Linked DNA regions of Homo sapiens: region 2 is linked to region 1. A link is an interaction called in ENCODE POLR2A ChIA-PET data of the cell type or tissue named here. Cell type or tissue: Panc1. All regions are shown on one strand. Links, peaks and the distances in the headings refer to the core of each region. The heading gives the core; the rest is flanking DNA.

What was found. ChIA-PET counts read pairs that join two places held together with the same protein. Peaks named below come from ENCODE experiments on the same cell type or tissue, not always from the same donor. Only the 100,000 strongest peaks of a DNase experiment are listed, where the experiment ranks them.
Region 2: POLR2A ChIA-PET joins it to region 1 with 9 read pairs; 2 of 35 experiments call an interaction of 5 or more read pairs at or near these places.

Annotation. Positions count from the first base shown.
Region 1 is chr20:62,538,738-62,548,696 of GRCh38, reverse strand. CRMA (cardiomyocyte maturation associated lncRNA) reads left to right here. Exons shown (of 7, transcript NR_033263.1): 2 at 236-385; 3 at 697-870; 4 at 995-1,149; 5 at 1,839-2,991; 6 at 3,330-3,477; 7 at 3,934-5,627. Among named protein-coding and RNA genes, the nearest start is that of MIR1-1HG, 6.7 kb to the left of the region's middle. In Panc1, for the core only: no CTCF peak of the experiment used is centred there; no DNase peak of the experiment used is centred there; H3K27ac peaks cover 1,353 bases.
Region 2 is chr20:62,479,565-62,489,523 of GRCh38, reverse strand. LOC105372711 (a long non-coding RNA gene) reads right to left here and starts at 9,072. Exons shown (of 4, transcript XR_007067706.1): 1 at 8,255-9,072; 2 at 6,368-6,604; 3 at 1,560-4,078; 4 at 1-1,043. RefSeq lists enhancers at 3,238-4,118, 4,119-5,000. In Panc1, for the core only: no CTCF peak of the experiment used is centred there; no DNase peak of the experiment used is centred there; H3K27ac peaks cover 4,183 bases.

The sequences.
Region 1 (9,959 bases), core at 2,731-7,730:
CCTGGGCAGGCGGCTCTGTAAAGGATGCGGGTGCTTTGTGGTGGTGAGAGAGAGGGTATGCAGCAGACGTGGCCATAAATCACCCTCCTCACGGCAGCCCCACACCCACGGACCAGGGCACGGGCACAGGGCCATCTCCTTCCAGGAGAAGGGCTGGTGTGGGTGGCCAGATCTGACAGCCCCCAGGCCGTAGGACAGAGCCAGAAGACAGAGCAGTTCCCCCGTTTACCCATAGCACCAGCCTCACAGTAACAGCCGGCACACAGCACTTAGGCTGCCTGGTGTTCCAGAAGCTTCTGCAGGGGCTCTATGCTGCACTCAAGGCATCCCTAAGAGGAGAGCATTTTGCTGTCCCCACTTTACGGAGAAGGAACGTGGGCTCAGGGTGGGTGCCTCACTCTCCCAAGGTCCCATACCAAGCACTGATCGGAGCTGGGTGTGTTCTGGCCCCCACCATGTCCACGGCTGTCCTCGCCAGGGCAGTAAAGTCAGAGCCCATAGCCCTCGCCCCTGACGGCCCAGGGCCGTGCTGCCCGTGGCCCACTCCACCATGATTTGAAAGGGAGACCGCAGTGGGTAGGAGAGACGGGAGGGAGGGGAGAGGGGAGAGAAGGGGGAGACGGGGTAGAGGGGGCAGAAGGGGAAGAGAGGGGAGAAGGGCCTAGGCCCCCGAGACTTTCCCCTTGGTGTCTGCAGGTGGTTTAAGGCGTGAATGAATGAAGGAGCAAGCAGTAAGCCCCGACAGCAAGGCCACCACAGCCCTCGCCCCACAGGGACGCCTGAGCAAGGACCCAAGCAGGGGACAAGCAGGCTCACCCCGCCCTTGCGGGGCTGACCACGAGGCCCCGTCCGGTGGAACACGCCATGACGGTGAGTGCTCTGCCCTGTCTCACACGGCTCCCACTGGCCACGGTGGCTGCCAAGCTCTCAGAAACGGGGCTGGTGCCCCTGCAGACCTGGATTTTTTAGTCAGTGCAGCTTTGATTTGTTTCAGCTTCAGGAGGCTCATGTAGCTGGCGCCGTATGGGACAGCGGGGGAGAGAGAAAATGCACAGCCCAGGGAATGTGGAGACAGGCCCAGCGCCAGGCATGGGGGCCGGAAGGAGCAGCCGGGGAGCAGGGGGCAGGGCCTGGAGTCCCGCCTTGCAGGTCAGAGGTCAGAGGTCAGGGAAGGCCTGGGTGGGGGTGAATGAACAGGCCCCCCAGTGATGTCAGAGGGGCAGGCGGGGAAGGGTCCCGGAAGAGCACCCCGGGGAGTGTGTACAGGAAGGCAGGAGCCCGGAGGCGGGAAGGGGGGCCTGGTGTGTCCAGCGGGCAGCAGGAGGCCAGCATGGCTGCCACTGGGGCAGTGGCAGTGGATGGGTGGCCTGGGGCTGGGCTTCGGGCAGGGTCAGACCACGTCAGGCCTTGTAGGCCAGTGCCAGGGCTGCAGGTGTCCTGCTGAGGGGCACAGGCCTGGGCAGGCTGGCACGGCTATAGCAGGGTCCTTATGGCTTATCTGCTGAGGGTGAGGGTGGAGGGCAGAGGCTGGAGCATCAGGGGCCCTGCCCAGCTGCGGTGCCCTGGGGAGGGCTGCCCAGCTCTGGCTGTGCCTTGAAAGTTTGCCCGAAAGATTCACTGTTGGAGCAGATGTGGTCACAAGAGCAAGGGGGGATGTCAGATGGCCTGGGCCCTGAGGAACAGAGTGCATCCCTAGGAGGGGGACGGCCCGTCACCAGGGAGCCTTCTGAGACCATTTTGTAGGTGGGGAAACTGAGGCTCAGGAGGAAAAGCCAGTTGCCCAGCACGCGAAGACCCAGAGCCTATCTTCCTGCCCCTACATCCTTGTCTGTCCCCAGATCTGAACCTGCCCCAGCCCCAGGACTCTGAGTGCAGCAAGAGGGGAGCCGGGCTGGAGAGTGGGGAGCACGGAGACTGTGGCCTGGATGGTGCCAGAGCAAACAGGAGAGAGGCTGCCCAACGCAGAGGCTGCAGCACAGACCAGAGGGTCCCGGGGCTGACTGGGTGGGGGCAGCTCCCAGCGAGAGGCCCCTGGGATTTGGGTAAGTAGAGGCACATGCAGACTCTGGCCACAGGGCACCTCGCGCACGAGGGGAGTTCACCACACAAGCTGAGCGGAGGGCGGACGCAGGAGAGCAGCGGTTTCTCGGAAGCCAAGGGCGGTCATGGAGCCCCACGCCACAGCGCTTCCCACGGGGCCACACCATCCGGTCTGCGGAGGGGGCTGCATTGCCGGGAAGGACCATCTGATTCTGGATTCCAGCCTCACCCTGGGCCACCGCTGAGTGTCCCAAGTGGCCCCTTAGCCCCCAGGGCCAGGCGGCATCCCAATCCCCTAGGGATGTCTGTGCTCAGAATGTGGCACACACGCCCCGGCAGGGCCATCCTCCTCCTCCTGCACCCGCCACAGCCGTGGATTCGGGGTCTCTATCGTGGGCAGAAATTCACACAGTCAAGGTGAGGGTCCCAGGAGCAGCTGTGACCAGGCCCCGGCTGCCAGGGAGAGGGGGTCTTCAGCCGACGGGGCAGACACCCTGAGATGGACCCTTGTCCAGGGGAGGGCCCTGCCACCCACAATTCCTTGGCATTCCTGCACCAGCAGGACGGGCTGAGGGAGGCGCCTCACCAGTGCCAGCGCCCAGCATCACTGTGCCCCGGTGGAGGGGGAGGCCCTTCCGAGCCTGGGCCTGGGTGTGGATGAGGGCAGGTCTCTCACCTCTCTGACCTCAGCTTCCTCAACTGGGAAGGGGGGCCACAGCACCCCCTTAGGGGTGATGAGGAAGTGGGAGCTCAGGGAGGACCCCGGGCAGGGCTGCCTCCTCACCTCTCTTCGGCCTTTGGACACTGGAGCTCAGAGGACCAAGTGAATGAATGAATGACTCGATCAATCAACTGATCCATGAATCCATGGACCCCTGAACAGCTGGACAGCTGGGCTGTGGGCAGGACAGGGGACTCTGGCTGAAGCCGCGTTCATATGTGTTCAGCTTTGTGAGTGGGGCGAGGTTGAGGGCTTATTCAGTGGGGGAGGTGCACGGCAGGGCCAGTACCCTTGGAGGGTCAGGCCACAGGGGCGGGGACACCTGCCAGGATGCCCAACCCCAGAGGCAGTGGGAGCTGTTGGGGAGCCGTGGTCCCAGTCAGCGGTGGCTTGATGAGGGCTGCTCCCACTTCATCCGCAGGATTCCAGCCGCAGCTACCCCACACCCGAGCTGTCCCTAGTCGCCCACCGCGGCCGGACAAAGCCCCAGCAGCCAAGGTGCTCCGTGGGGAGGGTTTCTTGGGTTTCTTGAAGCCAGTATTTCCCATAGTATCTTACGTCCCAGCAGAGGCCTCCACTGTGCCCGGACCAGCGGCCCACTCAGTGAGTCGAGTGTGCACCTGGCACCCCTCTTTCTGGAAATCCACGAACAATGGGCTCCCAGCAGAGGACTGAGGCTGAGCAGGCCACTTCCCTGGAGCTGACCCCACAGCTGTGTAGGTACAGGGTGGCCGTGAACACTTAGGGCTCTCTCGGGCTGTGCGCTTCTTGTTCACTGCAAGGAGCAGGGTGTTGGCTCCTGACCAAGCCCTGTCACTGCTGCCCAGCCACACGTGGGGCCCCTTCACCCACCCCTGACCACCTCATGCAGGTGAAGCCACTGTGGAAACAGCCTGGCAGTCCCTTGAAAAATGAAGTCATAAACCCCAGCAATTGCACTCCTGGGCCTCTGACAGAGCTTGCACGTCCCCTCCAAAGCTCGTGTTAAGCTGTGAGCCCCAGTGCCGGAGGTGGGGCCTGGTGTGTTTGGGTTCTGGGGGTGGATCCCTCATGGCTGGGTGCCATGAACCCACTCACCACAGTGAGTTCTCACGAGATCTGGTTGTTGAGAAGTGTGTCATACCTCCCCCACAACTCTCTGTCTTTTGTTCCGGCTCTGGCAATGTAACAAGCCTGCTCCTCCTTCGCCTTCTGCCATGACTGTAAGCTTTCTGAGGGCTGACCAGAAGCCCAGCAGATGCCAGCACCATGCTTCCTATACAGCCTGCAGAACCGTGAGCCAGCTAAACCTCTCCTCATAAATCACCGAGCCCCAGGTTTATCTTTACAGCAATGCAAGACCTGACTAATACAGCACCAGCTCCCCAAAATAAAAAGAAATATTCAAACAAATAAGCGCACAGAAGTGTTCCCAGCAGCACTATTCACAGCAGCCAAAAGGCGGAGGAGCCACAGGCTTGTCAGCTGATGACAGATAAAGAAAGCATGGCCTGTCATCCCAGCACTTTGGGAGGCCGAGGTGGGTGGATCACCTGAGGTTGGGAGTTCAAGACCAGCCTGGCCAACATGGTGAAACCCAGTCTCTACTAAAAATATAAAAATTAGCTGGGTGTGATGATGAGCGCCTGTAGTCCCAGCTACTTGGAAGGCTGAGGAACAAGAATCGCTTGAACCCGGGAGGCAGAGGTCGCAGTGAACCGAGATCATGCCATTGCTCTCCAGCCTGGGTAACAGAGTGAGACTCTGTCTCTAAATAAATGAATAAATAAATGAAGTGCGGCATATCCATGTGAGGGAATAGCATTCAGCCCTAAAAAGGGATGACACGGGGACACGAGCGGTAACACGAAGTGCCTGAAAACCCTGCTCGGCGGGAGAAGCAGACACAGAGACCGCCGGTTGCAGGATTCCGCTGATAGGAGATGCACAGAGCGGGCAGCTCCATGGAGACAGAAAGCAGATTCCGCGGTGCGGGGGCGGGGAGAGGAACGGGAGTGACTGCTTAATGGGCTCCAGAGCTCCTCGGTGGGGGATGAAAGTGTCTGGGAAGTAGACAGAGGTGGCGGCTGCACAGTGTGGCAAATGTGCTACATGCCACCGAACCACACTTGTTAAAGTGGTCATTGTATGTCGTGTGAATTTCACCTCTGTTTAAAAAAAAAAAAAAAAAAAAGCCCAGCTCAGAGTCCAGCCCCAAACCTCTCTCAGTGACCTCTGCCCTGGGACACAGGGCCACCCAGACCGTGAGCTTGGGGCCCTTCAGGCTGCCCACTGAGGAGGGGCAGCTACTGCTGAGGTCTGACCTTGCCTCTCCTGATGCCCCAGCCACAGTTGGGAGAGAGGCAGGGTGGGGGGTGGCTGCCCTCCTGGCCAAGGACACTGTCCCGGGGCCAGTCACAGGTTTGCCAGGGAGGGCCGTAAGACAACTCAGCATTAGCACTGCCCAAGCCAGTCTGCTGCTGTCATATTCCCTGTGTGGGGACACAGTAATGCCCACTCCCCCTAAGGATGTACACGTCCCAGTCCAAGAACCCGTGGCCGTGCCACCTTATGTGGCAGCAGGGACTCTGCAGGAGGGACGGAGCAGGATCACACTGGATGCTCTCTGTGGGCCCAGTGTCCTCACAGGGTCCTTAGGAGAGGGGGTGGGAGGGTCAGAGTCAGGGGGAGCCTGGAAGACATAGCACAGATGGCTTTAAAGGAGGGGCCACGGGTGAAGGCGCGGGAACCTCCAGACCCCGGAGAGGGCAGGACCCGGATTCTCCCCAGGGCCTCCAGCAGCCAGCCCTTTCAACACATGGACTTTAGATTTATTTCACTTTTGGGACTGCAAGAGAATAAACTGTGACTTTTGTTACAGCAGCCATGGGAGACTCATGACCTCGCCCCTCCTTCACACATCTTTCCAGGAGACCCTCCCAGCCCAGACGAGCGTCGAGGGGGGACAAGCAGGGCTCCCCCGGGAGACTCCCTGTCACTGGCATGGAGGATGGGCCTCCTCAGAGCCTTTAAGAGGTCCCCGTGGACTCGTCCGAGCTCCCAGCAGGAGACGTAGCCTACAGTGGTCTGCCATCGTCCCCTCTGCCTGCCCCACACCCCAGCACACAGCTCACACAAACATGAGGTATCCTGGGAAGCTCCCAGGAGGCTGTGCACACCTGTGTGCCCCACAGACCAGAGCTGTGTGTGAAGTGCCCGTGGGCATCCAGCATGTCCCGCAACACTACAAAAAGGAACGGGACCTCACCGTCCTCCTGCACCGTGCCTGGGAGGCCGCCTCCTGCCCAACCTCAGGGTACACAGGTGCACACGGAGCCAAACAAATACACACGCACTACCTGAGGGGCAGTGGGCAAAGCCTCTCTGACAGCTCATAAAGTTCTATTTCATTGCCATGATGTTAGGGGAGAGCAATTTGCTTCCAGCCACAGACATCCCACTCAGAATGGTGACAGCTTTGCTGTCGCAGACTCCAACACTCCTTGAGGCCCACGTGGCACTGCTTGGAGCCTCCAGCACGGGTCACTCAGAGGCTCTGGGTCAGCGCAGGGCGGCCTCCGGTACAACTGCACCATCCTTGAGTCCAGCCAACCCAGAACCCCCCGGGATGTGGGGAGGACCCCAAGGGGCAGGGGACATACAACAGGGCCCTGGGGGCCCAGGCTGACCTCTGATCTCTCCATGTCCCCGCCCCAGGACGCCGAAGACTTGCTCCTCCCGCTCCGTCCCTCTGCTCGATGCCCCAGCTCAGTGTGGGTGTGTGCGTCGGGTGGGGGCGATAAGTGTTTCTGTGGGTCTGCCTGCTTCTCCTCTGTAGAGGACTCACACTGACCCATCCTAGAAGCAAATAGAAGTCATTTCGAGCCGGCAGAAGTGGGCAGCCTGGGCTCCTCTGAGCTGCCCGCCCCAGCCCCTTGGAGCTGCAACTTTGCTCATCTTTGCAGGGGGTGAGTGGAAGAGCAGGGTCAGGGTTGGGGAGCAGTGCTGGGGCTGAGGGAGGAGCCCCCCTCCATGGACATACCCATGGTGAGGACCCTCCCCAGTCCAGCACTGCTGGACAATCAGGAATGGTGCCCAGCCCCCAGCCACTCAGGGCCAGTCCTGCAGGGGACAAGGACCACAGGCAGGGAAGGGAGCTAGCAGGTCCCTCACCCCAGCGAGTTCACCAGCTCTTGCAGAGTATTTTTCTGGGTTGAGACAGATTTCCATTTCCAGGGAGAAAGAAGGGCCTGATCCTAGCCACCCACTTCTGTTCCCTGTGTCCTAGGCCACAGCGATGCTGCCAGCAAAGCCCCAAGGCTCAGAGGGGACCTCATCTCTGCAGATTTCACCAGCATCTCTTGCAGCTGCCTATAGCTCCAGAACCAAACGACGCCTGGTCCCACTCTGGGCACCTATTCCCTGCCCCTCTCCCAGGGACTGCACAGAAGGAGGTGGCTGGGGGAGAGCTCAGAGCTTCTGCTCTCCAGGGTGGACAGCAGGGGTCCTGGGCTGTCCTGTCCAAGACACCCAGATGGACGCCCACACTGGGTCTTGCCTCCTCATCATCCACCCCACCCGAAGCTTGTAACAGCTCCCAGCAGAGAAGGCCCAATGGCAGCGGCCGAATTCTCAGCTCCCGGCAGAGGAGGCCCGATGGCAGAGGCTGAATTCTCAGCTCCCAGCAGAGGAGGCCCAATGGCACTGGCCAAATTCTCAGATTCTCATTTTGCCCTTAGCCTTGGCCTCCCACCTCCTCCCAAGGGCCCTATTTCTAAGAACATCCCCAGCCCCTGATGCCCTTGGTCATGGCATTAGCCTATGATCTGCTAAGGGTTAGAGGGTTCCTTCTGGGTCTCCACCCTGCACCCGGAGCCCAGCCCTGAGCCCAGGGATGAAGGGAACAGCTTTAATCTCCTGTGCACATCCTCTGGGAGCCGAGGAGTGTTGATCCGGCAAGATCTCAGCCACAATTAGCCGGTTCCCTCATCCCTGCCCTATAAATATTCATTCTGGGATTGTTATAAAGGTGCTTTTTATAAAAAACGCCAAACTCATTTGGAAAGGAGCTGAACGCTGCGCAGTGCAGGCTGCCAAGCTGAGTCCTATTGCGGATGGGACGCCAAGATGGCTTTTTCTCGTGGGCCCAAGCAGGTGCTCTCTGGGGTTTTGTTTCATTTGGGCCGGGGACTTTTTGGTTCCCTGCGTGTAGCATTTACAAATATGGCAGCAGGCTCAGGGTACCCGTAGGGGGCGGTGTCCTCCTCCTCGGGGGTGCAGGCCACAATGGCCCCCTGGAGCTGGCAGCCCCAGGCAGGGTGTGACAATGGCCCATGGGAACGTGCCTCGGGCTGCTCACTGTGAAGCACCCCTTACCCCGAGGGCCCTGGGCTCCCAGCACCTTGGTCCGGAGTCATCCTGGTGCCAGCCTCCACCAGCCCTGCTGAGAATCAGGTGATCGAGACCCCTGGGCGGTCAGTGGATCTGGGACTGAGCTGGATGTCATCTGGTCCAGTAGCCCTCCTGTCACTGAAGCTGGATGCTTCGGTTAAATGCTTATGCAGGTGGGGAGCTCACTACCCCAGAGCAGCTGTAGGAGGATTCAGTGTACCCAGGCGTACCCAGGCGGTGTACCCAGGAATCTGCATTTTCACAAGCTTTGGTGGGGGGTGGTTCCCATTGCTACTGCTTTCGGAGATTCTGAGATGGTGGCCACAAAGCCACTTGACAGATTAAAACATGTGCCACACATGGGGGAGGTTGCCGTTCTGGCCCCCAGACCTGGCTCAAATGGTCAATTCTGGAAGAACCGTCTCCTACCCTCCTCCTCCTCCAGCCCTCGCTCCTGGGGCACAGCAGGAACGAGACCCCTCAGGCAGTTTCCTGATGTGAACCCCATTCCTGGGCCCAAGGAGGCTTTGGGCTCCATGGCAGATGCAGCCCTCACCCCACCTGGGAGCCCCAGAAGCCCTTGGCACAGTGCAGCACCCCCCACCCAGGGGCCCAGCGAGGTGCGGCTGCCTCTCTGCACAGCTCGCCTCGTGTCCCAACGCTGCAGGCGCCTCCTGGCTCTGCTGAGCCAGGCTCCAGCCAGCTCCGGGACGGGATGTTCAGAAGGCAAGGAAGCTGCTGTTCCTGCCTTATGATCTAACCCCCACATTCTGCAGCTGACGGGTGCCCACCACAGGCTGCAGATAGTAGGGAGGCTTGGGTGACCCTTTCTCCCCTCCAGGGTCAGGGCCCTGTGGGCCGAGTTTCCCTCCAGAAGAGGCCTGGTGGCTGGGATATGGGGGTGCTGCCCTGAGCAGGGAGGCCTCCGGCAGCTGCGTTTGGCTGCAGCTCAAGCCGGCCAGGGTTTCTTTGCTCACAGTTACTTGGCTGCAGCTCCCCACCTTCCCCTACCCCCCGGCACCCCCATGTGCCCCTGCCCTGGCTGAATTGCTAATCATCCCAAGAAACAAACTCTCAGGGGCCACACTCTGGTCCCTGGAGGACACGTGGCCTCCTGACAGCACCAACCTCCGTCCCAGCTTTGCTTTTGCCAGGAACCTCCCTCCCCGAAGGGCGCCCGCTGAACAGATGGAGCCGTCTGCCCTGACAAATGGCTCCTGCTCCTCGTAAAACTCCCGAGGAAGTCAAATTTGAGCTCTTCAAACCTTGGAGGGCTGCCTTGAATTTATGATGGGACCTGATAAATGATTGAATTGGAGTCTTCAGGTAGCTTAACTGAGACAGCCGGCCTCTCACGGCACTCGTCCCGTGGATCCGGGGCCTCAACGACCGGGGGCAAGGCTGCCACCAGAAATGCTCCCGCCAGGCACGTGGGCTGGGCATGGCTGCCTGGAGCGGGGCAGGGATGGGGGCTGGGCATGGCTGCCCAGAGCGGGGCAGGGGTGGGGGCTGGGCATGGCTGCCCGGAGCGGGGCAGGGGTGGGGGCTGGGCATGGCTGCCTGGAGCAGGGCAGGGGTGGGGGCTGGGCCTGGGCAGGGCTCATGGGCAAAGCTTCTGTCCCCTCAGCCCGGCATCTCAGGCATTTGCTGAGGGGGCGTCCATCTCAGGGGCCTCCCGGCTCTCCCTGTAGAGCGAGAGGCTCAGAGTCTCCCGACTTCCTTTGGAAGCCAAAGCCTGCGGAGGCAGAATCGGCCAATTCTGGCCGTGGGGTGCATCCCGCCACCATCTCTCCCCGAGTGAGGGCAGGGCCAGCAGGCAAGACGGCAT
Region 2 (9,959 bases), core at 1,972-6,971, 58 kb after region 1:
CGGAGCCCACTGGCCACGCTGGGCCAAGCCCAGGCTCAGGTACAGAAGGCCCAGATGAAGCCCGAGGGCCGAGCCACTTCAGGACAGTGAGAGGTGCAGGGCGCGCTCAGTCAGGATAATAAAGTGCCTCAGGCACAGGTGAGTGTCTTCACCCCTCCAGTGGCCAAACATTTTAAACAGAAACTTCAGGTGTGGAGGGGGAGGAGCCAGGCCTGCCAGGGCACGGCTGAGATGTTCTTCACTTCTGGAAGGGGATCTGCAGCATTTGTTAAACGACATGTCTGTAACTGTCCCCCACACGCCCCCTTCGGGGAACTTATAAAGGCCACTCACTGCACCCATTTAAGTGGGCTGGGGAAACTGGACACACCAGCACGTCCATCTCCAGGGACTGGCCAAAGCCCCTCACACCCCACCACAAAACATCCTGCAGCTGTCAAGGGAGGGAGAGCAGACCCCCAGCCTTCTGGGGGCTTGTGGGGAAAAGGTGGGTGTGGGAGAGGCAAAGGATCATTGCTTTTCTTTTAGAAACTGTATTATCTAAATGGTTACTGTCAGTGTGCATTACTCTTTCAAAAAGAAAGTCCAAAAGGAAATCCTATGGAGGGCTTTGCTTTGGCAAAAAGAAAAAGGAATTGGTTCTTCTTGCCTTAGCACCCACCATCTTCCAGATAAATCCCCAACTCCTCTGGCACCCCCGACCCCCAGATGTCCTTCCCCATCTTCAGTCACGCCAGTTCCAACCACTCACTCATAGCAGTCACTCTCTATGGGCCTCAGGACCCTTCTTACCACCCCAACCTGTTCCCTCTGCCCTGAAAACCCTTTCCTCTCATTTCATTCAGCAAACTCCTACTCATACCTCAAAGCCCTGCCCAAATGCCTTCTCCTCTGTAAGGCCAACAGACACATTTCCATGGTGGGTAAGCTCCAGGCTGGGGCAGGCTGACGTGGGGGGCCTCTAGGTTCTTCCTTATGGAGCTTGAATTCTTTGGTTTCAGCTATAAAACAGGGCATGATGGAGGGAGCTGTCTTCATGAGCTCTAAGTGGTTGACAAGGAGGAGGATGATGATGATGATGATGACAATGATGCCATCATTGTAAGGACCACAAGCCAGACCAGGGTGAGCTCTTCCCACCTCCCAGCTCCCTGCGAGGCTGGGCTCATCAACCCACTTCTTGGATGAGAACTCTGGGCACATGGGGTGCTCACTTGCTCCAGACACAAAATGAAGGAAGGGCTGGAACTTGCACCAGGAGGGCCTCCTGCCAAGCCTGAGTCTATGTGCCCAGAAACCTGTGTGGAGGACCTGGTCTCAAACTCCTGCTGAGCCTGAGTGTATGTGCACAGATGCCTGTGTGGAGGACCCGGTCTCAAACTCATTTCCTAATGTGGAGGACCGGGTCTCAAACTCATTTCCTAAGGTGAAGGACCGGGTCTCAAACTCATTTCCTACTGATTCCCAGGGCTTCCTGGTCAACTGGTCTGTGGCCACAGGGCCAGTGCAGCTCAGGGCCACAGCTGGGAGGTGGGCAGTGGAGGATGGCTCCCACTCACCCGTGCCCCAGGTGAGAGGTTCCTGCCCAGAGGGGCCTCTTCAACCACCGGCACCCCTTGCCCTGTTGGAAGAGAAAGAGCAAGAGGAAGGGGGTATTCACTCCACCTCCCTCTCCCTCCACCCCCAGCCCCAACGGCCTGCAGGGGCCAGGGAGGGGGTAGGGAGGGCGGACTGGGCAAAGCCCTGGTGTTCTCCAGCCAAGGCCAGGGGATTAGGCGGCCAGATAAGGCCTCTGGCTGGAGCAGGGTGCTTATCAGACCTCGGGCAAAACCAACAAAGGAAAATGCGGCAGCAGGGGTGGGTGAACGCCCCATCTACCCTCCCCCGGTGCAGCCCTCTGTAGCCTTCTGTCCTCTCCTCGTCCCCGGGTGGGGACCAGCCCTGACTTCAAGGCTAATCTCCAGGGAAAATGTTCACCTCCTTGAATCAGGTGCAAATGCTGCCAGCTGCGTGACTTATCAGCCCCCCAAGTAAAGAAAGTGTGAACAGCCTGGGGGGAGACACCAGGAGATCTGTGGAGGCCGGGGAGCCCCCGATCTGCCTGGTGAACAGGCTCCGCCTCACCCAGAAAAGGAACCCGCGCAGGGAGAGCCCCACTCCTCCCTCCCCGCGGCTCTGAGACCCCAAGTCAGCTCACAAAGATCCCGTCCCTCCCCCAGCTCTCAGTGGGGAGGGGGCAACAGATGGGGCGGCGGGGAGCGCAGAGCCACAGTCAGACCTGTCCCATGGCTTAGTCCAGCGCCGCTGAAAGATGTCTGTCCGGAGGAACACTCCTCCTCGCAGAGCCACGGTCAGCGCCTCAGAGAACGTAAAGTATCCGAGCTCTCGCTCCCAGCCCCAGGCAGTGCTCCTGAGCCCACGAAAGATGGAGGGCAGACAGGCCTCCCAGAGAGACCCTTCCTAAGCCTAGTTCTGTTTATTTCCCGCTTGGGTTTTTAACTCCACAGCCCTTTTCCAGGAATGCCTGTGAGGCCCCACCAGTCTTGCTTTGAGAATCCTGCCCCACGGATTCCATTCATCCAGGCCTTTAAGGGTGAAAGAGGGACCTCCGAGGTCTGTCCCCAAGAAGACAGAGATAAATGTATCCCCTCACATCCCGATGGCTCTCTAAGCCATCTCCAAACCTCCCAAGCACCAAAGCTATGGAGAACTTCCCCCACCAAGGGAGGGGCTGCCCTTCCGCCACAGGCCGTTGGAGAGCACACATAGAGGCCCGCGTTCCAACCCAGGCAGCCACCGTCAAAGGCTGTGCAGTTTACACATTGCATCCACAGCACAGACATGGGCACACACAGCGTTGCCCTCTGCAGCGGGAGTTGGGCACACACAGGGACCTGTGGCACAGGGGCCACCCCCAGCTGTGAGCTCTGTGCTTAAGCATGAGCAAGCCTACTGCTTCTGAGCGCCTCGGGACAGTCCCACGACACAGGCGTTAGCCCCTCTTAGGATGGAGAAACCGAGGTGCAGAAAGGCAAAGTCCTGCTCCAGTCACAGGGTGACCAGTAATGAGTGTCCAGTTCCGAGTCCAGGCCAAGCGACCTTCCTGAGAAGGATGGCCTCCCCCTGGGGGGGTGGGTCTTTGAATGAAATATCTGAACCAGGGGATGGGCCACAAAGAGGCCCAGCAGGGACCGGGTGAGATGACAGGGAGTGGGGGGCGTCTACGGCAACTGAGAGCACTGCCTGTTCCGAGGGAAGAGCCCCCAATGCGTAGAAACAAGCCCACTGTGGTCACAGTTGGCTGTCAATTTTTTTCAAGAAAAAATGAATCTGGGCTTTTACATGAATTGTTCCAATTTTAAAAAACATGGTGGGGTAACCGCAGCCACAGGTTTGCAGCGCTGACCTCAGACAGGAAGGGATCCCTAGCCAGGGCGCCCATGGTGCTGGAGGTGCCAGGGGCCAGGTGGGGGTCTCTGCCTCCGCCCAGGGAGCCCCTGACAGTCTCTGGGAACTCCCTGGCCCTTTCTGCATCGCCTTGTACCTCGGCGAGACTCCAGGGTTTCCCTGTGTGCCTCTCCACACCTGCCATCGCGCCCTGGAAGGCTCCAGAGGGCAGCCACGTCCACTCGCTCACTCTCGTGTGCCCCTGTCTGGCCCATGGCAGATGCCATCACAAACTTGGAGAAGGAGTCAAGGACAGAACACGTTTGCTCTTCCTCGGCTGTGCCCAGCTCCAGCCTGCTCTGACTGGGAGACGGTGCCCCCCGGAATGAGCCCTCCCTATGTGCTGGGCACGCTTCGGAGCCCCTCACTCCCGGGTTGGCTGGAGTGGGCCACAGCTACAGAGCAGTCCCCTGGCTGGGTGGGTCGACCTTGGGCCCTGAGGGCTTCTTTCTGCAACAACAAGAGGGGAGGGGCTGCAGGGGCTGAGGCCGGTCTGCGGCTGCCTCTGGCGCCTCCCTGTCAGCGTGCTGGGCGGGTTCTTCAGCCTACAAGATGTCAGGAGCCCCTTATCTCCCCTCCAGAGGAAGCCAAGCCAGGGCAGGGGATCCAGGGCTCGGACGCCAGCCCATGTCTGCAGGAGGAGACAGGAGACGCTGGTTTCCCTCGGAACGACCCATCTGGAGACAAGTTCCAGCTGCAGCAGCTGTGGCTGCTCGGGAAATTCTTTGTACATGAGGAATGGGCTTGGCCATCTCCAATCAGGCACTTGGAGGCAGGCGCAGCCTGGGACGGGTAGATTCAGGGTGGAGCAGGGCGGCTATTGTGGGGGTCAGCCTGGGAAGGCGTCCACAAACCTGCCAGCCCTGCCCTCCTGACGAGGGGACAGCCCAGCCAGCCTGGGAACTGCCCAGTGATCTCAGCGGCCCTGGGCCCCTGAGCTGGCTCTTGGCAGGGGTGTGGCCAGGGCTGCTGCCTCTCCCGGGCTGCTGCCTCTCTCCAGGACAGCGGCAGCCGTGGACTTTCTTACTGCCCTGCTGGTGCAGGGCTGGGGACTTTTCCAAGAGTGACCATGGTGGCTCCCCCTTGCTGCCCTGCAGCGCCAGCCAGTGCTCCCTGGGTGCATTTCTCATTTCCTCACGTCAACCCCACCACAGATTGGGAAACTGAGGCTCAGAAATGGCAGGACCTGACAAAGGCAACCCTGCCCACAAGCAACAGGGCAGGTCCTGATCCCAGGAACAGAGTCACATTCCAGCAGGGTCTGGCCGCCCACCAGAGCAGCCCCGAGAGGCCGCCCCTGGACTGTACTCGAAGCACCTGGCAGGCCTGGGGCCCTTACCCTTGAGATGCAACCATCGTCCCCGGAGATGGACAGCACCGCCCTCCTCCAGGGTCACAGACCTAGGCACAGAGCACGGAGTGGCTCCCCCAGGGTCCCAGAGCCCAAGAGGCAGGGCTGGGCTTGACCCCAGGTGGCCCCCAAGGGTCCCGCACATCTCACAGCCACTCCAAGGTGACACCCCACTGCCTGCTCAAAACTGCTCTGTGCAGCCCCCAAGCAATGGATGGCACCTGCAGGCAGGTATCCTGTGGTGTTGGGGGCAGCAGCTTCAGGCCGGGTCTCCAGCCACCCTCTCCAGAGGACCTGGGGGTCCTGCTGCCTGCAAAGTGCCCTGGAACACAAAGGCCCTGCTTGGTCCATCTGCCTCCACCTGCCCAGACCCTGGGCCTTCGGGACATCGCTCAGGACCGCTCTGGCCCCTCAGCATCAAGGTGTCAGTAGGCCTGGCCCCAGCTCCTGATCACTGGGAATGCCTGCCCTTTGCTCCACTCAACCAGGCCTCCACCTGCCATGGAGAAGTTTCCGTAAGGCCAGACCCGCCCACAGGTGGAGCGTTAGACATTCTTTTGCCCTCCGGGACCCTCACTGGGCACTGAGTCAGGGACTCAGAAGATGCAGGAAGGGCTCTCGTGGCCCATCTGGAGGTCAGTGCCCCAGCTGGCTGCCCACCTACGTGACCAGGCCACTCCAGGCTACTCACCCTCCCACCCTGAGCCTGACGAGGGTGAGGAGTGACGGCCAGACTGGGGCACGGGAACAGGCAGCAACGCGGCTGCTCCCACCGAGCACGGCAGCCATCGTCGCGTGGAAAAACAGCACCTTCCAGGCCTCTGTGAGCACACGTGCCCATGGGCGTACACGTAGAGGCATGTGTGCGAGTGTGTGGGTGCATCTGGATGTACACACGTAAGTACACACAGGTTTGTCATGAGCACTGGGTGGGTGCATAGGAATGTGTGTAGGTGTGCATGTGCACATGTATGTGCATTAAGTGTGGGGGCACAGAGGTATGCATGCATGTGAGCACGGGCCTGCATGTGTGCACATATATGAGCATATGCATGTGTGTGCACAGGTGTATGTGTGTGGCTGCACACAGGTGTGCATGTACAAGCTCAGCCCTTGCTATCCCCACTCCTTCGTTGCTGAAGGAGAGTGGCTTTCCCTCTTTGCTCAGGCCCAGCCAATGTGTGTCTGTTGCAGATCCTCAGAGCTTGGAGCCATGGCTGGCTCTAAGGTGCCTCTGCGTTCTCACTCCCTCAGACAGGTTTTTGCATAATCCGCAGGGCAGCTTCAGCCAGACCCTAGAAAAACGTTATTTCCCTTTTCAGATTATCTCTTTGAATCATCCATGAAATATTTCAGTCTCTATTATCAATGAGCTTTGTTCATGGTGGAAAATACAGAAATGCAAAAAAAGTTAAAGGATGAAAATAAAAGGCTTGCATCGTCCCAGCCCCTCAACTATCCTTTTTTTCTCTATACTTTTGGATGCTTTCCGAAGCCTTTTAACTCCCCTGGATTCACATCTCAGGTCCCCTCCCGCCCGCAGAGTGGGGCTGACTCTTTGACACTCACCAAAAGCTGAACATTGGGCAGACATAACTGGAATGTGACAAACTCTGCTCCTGGCCAGGAAACCCCACTGTCCTACTCAGAGGCGGACAGACGGCTGCAGGGCTCCTGGGCAGGAAGCGGCAATGCAGCCCACAGGCAGGCTGGGCACTCCCAGCTCCTCCACGCTGCTCCTCTGTGGACAGCCCAGCGCAGGACAGGTCCCCTTGACAGGGCTCCAAGACTGTCAGTGGCAGACGTCTCCAGGAAGACAGGAGAGAAAGAGGAACATGGGGTCAGGAGGCTGCGGGCTCCCCAGGCTCCTCTATGCGGGGGTTAGGAGCAGAGAAGGAATGAAGGAGCGGGCAGGCCAGAGGAGGGAGGGAGGGGAGGAGTGGAGAGATGTTGTTAAAGACGAGAGCAAAAGAGAAAGCAAAGGCGAGAATGCAGGGGGTGGGGGGTCCCAGGCACCAGCAAAGCCCTCCCCCAGCTGCCTGGGCCAGGCTATGAGCCTCCAGCCACCCGCTGGCTCTAAGAGTCTCGAGAGTAAATCCCGCCCCCACATCCTAAGGAGGTGGCGTTGCTGAGGTGGTGGCCGGGCTCCCGCAGACGGGGCCACAGTCTAGTCGTGCCCAGCCCAGCCCAGCTGACACCTCCCCCGGTCCCCGCATCTAGACCTGAAAGTGAGTTGAGTGCAGGCCCCATCATAAACGGCCACCCCACCGCACAGGGCCAAGGTCATCACCAGCCCTGTTTGCATCCCCAGGTAAGTCTGTCATGTGGGAGACCGAGGGTGCCGAGGGGGTGTGACAATGGGTGTCGCCAACTGCAGGGACACCAAAGCAGCTCACTAAGATGCCCTGCAGGCCCCTTGGCTTGCAGCCCTAACAGCCCAAACCTGCTTCCCCTCCCTGCCCCACGGAGGGCACGCCTGCGGTGGGTGGGGTTATCCCAGCACATGGCAGGACGTTTGAGAACGCTGCAGTCACGGGGACCTTGAGTGCAATGACCTCCTCCCCGAAAACAAACTCGCTTTGAGCTCCTCCCAGAAGACCCCCTGAGCAGTCCTCGGGGATCTGGCGGCGAGTGCCTGCCCTGCCGAATGCGGAGCCCGCGTTGCGAGGGGCTTTGAAAACAGATTCGGTTACACAGGCGATGTGGCCGAGAGCTGTTTTCCTTTCCCGCTCCCTTTTCTTGGCAGCCAGTTTGGGCCCGGCCGGCCGGGTCACCTACAGTGCAGGCTGTTTCCAAGGCCCAGCATCTTCCGTTGGCAGGACCTGGCTGCCACCTCTAACACGAAGCCTGCACAGAGGTCGGAGATGGTGCTGGTGGATGCGGGGTGCTGAGCTCTGTCCCCACCCCACAGACCCTCTGAGGGCTGCAGGCGCCTTAGACAAAAGGAACACCCACAGAGCAGGCGCCAGAAGGAGCTGACAGGAGGCTGCGGGGCCCACAGAGCAGCACTCAAGAGGCACGCAGCTGGGTTCAAATGCCAACTCCGCCCCTGCCCAGCTGTGGCCCGGGGACAGGTCACTTCTGTCCTGGCCTTGGCTTCTTCACCATGAAACGACACGGGAATCACCCACCTCACAGGACAGCTGTGAGCTTTCAAATGTCAGCTTGCTGGGCTGAGCCAGGCGCACAGGATGCTCCAGAAATGCCCAGACTGGAGTCAGGCAGAGGGGGGACACTGCCAACCTGTCCTTGCCCCTGGAGACTGACCCAGAGTGGCAACAGCCAAAGGGGCGGTGAGCCTGGCCTGCCCTTGGGCTATTGAGCTCAAAGGTTCCGCAGAAGGGGACACACACTGTGTCCAAAATGAATTCTTATACCCGTATGGTGCCCCCAGGCTCCCCAACCCCACCCAGTTGGGACCACCCCCAAGGCACCCACCTCCCGGGCCCCCCTCACCATTGATGAGCTCTGCAGTCCTTGGCCTTCGGGCGAATGGAGCCCCCTGTGTAGGAGAAGCCCTGGAATGCTACCCTGTGGGTCCCAAGGGGTGGCGAGGTCCTGAGGGTGCTGTGGGCCCAGTGGGCTCAGCTGATGCCCCGGGCCCCACAGCCCTGCCAGGGTGGAGACTGGGGGGAGGGGCAGTGCTGAAGGTGGGGAGAGGGCCATGAACTGGCTTTTCTCCCACTCTGGGGGCCCGGGGCATGCGGTTTACCTGAAATAACCAAGGAGAAAACAGACCTCCGCCCTGCGCTGACTGCCCTGCACTGACCACCCTGCTGGAAGCAGGCCTGCCCCTCCCTCTAACCTCCTGCCCGTCAGACCACAGGGAGCAGCACAAGGCCTCCCCCTTCCAGGCCCCAGCACAGCCCCCAGGCCTCCTTCCCTGCCCTGGGGTCTCTGGGGCCTTTCCCCACAACTTCTCATGGCCTCCCCACTTGCAGGGAGGGACAAGAGCCAAGGAACCCCAGGACTGGGATTGATAGGGGTCATCCCAGCCCCCTCCTCAGGCAACTCTGACAGCCCCCTTCTCAGAGGCACCCTCCCCCTGGCTGGACAGAGGGTGGCCTCGCCGGAGCTCAAAGCCTCAAGTGGGACCATCCCCGGTGCCCACATGTGGAGCATCCAGCACCTGCAGGCAGCGTACAAGGCGAGGACCCACCTGCCAGGGCTGCTCCTCAAGGGGGCCCTGCCCAGGACTGCTTCTGGGAAGGGCCCTCCCTGGGGCCGTTCCTGGGCAGAGAACAAGGCCCCTGGGGGAGGCCATGTACCCAGGACTCCACCCACAGGGGCCGTGTCTGAGGCGTCTCCTGGGAGCTGGTCCTTATCCTCCTGAACAATGAGACTGTTTTCTTTCCCTTGATAAGTATGTCTGAGTTAAGGGTTCCCAAGCTGGGGGCGGGCAGGATGGGGGTTATGTGGGCACTGCTAGGAAAATGACAGCAGGAAACGAAACCCAGAGCCTGATGGTTTGAGCCTTCCTCCCCCAACCCCAATGCCAGCCCCCCCAACACCTGCCCCCTCTCACCCCAGCCCCACCCAAACACCTGCCCCCTCTCACCCCAGCCACCCCCCAACACCTGCCCCCTCTCACCCCAGCCACCCCCCAACACCTGCCCCCTCTCAGCCCAGCCGCACCCCAGGCCACTCAGGCCCCCAGAAGCCCCTCACAGCCCAGGACTCATGGAACTTAACTCTGTATGGTCACCAGGGGGTTAACATGCCCACCCTCTTATCTCACTGGGGGTGGGGTCCCCGCCTTAGAGGTGTGTCTTCCCAGGCCAGCCATGGCAGGTCCCTGGGTCCCAGTGAACCAGGGAAGCCTTCAGGAGAGAGGGGTCACCCATGGCAGGGCCAGAAATTCCTTCCTGGTCTTTGTCACTTCCCCTGGCTCCCCGGCTCTCAGGGCCCTGGGCACACAGCTCAGAGCCTCCATCCCTGCACTGGGTTTTATCTCAGACAGCATTAGCCCAATGCCTGCTGCATGCCCATCCCGGGTCAGACGCCCTTAGTACCCAGTCCCACTAATGCCTCCCCAAAGCCACCGTGAGAGGCAGGCACTATCATCACCCCCACCTTACAGAAGAAGCAGCTCACCCAAGGCCACACAGCCCGGAGATGCCAACGCTGAGTCCCAAAGTTCTGACTGTGCCCGCTCGATGCC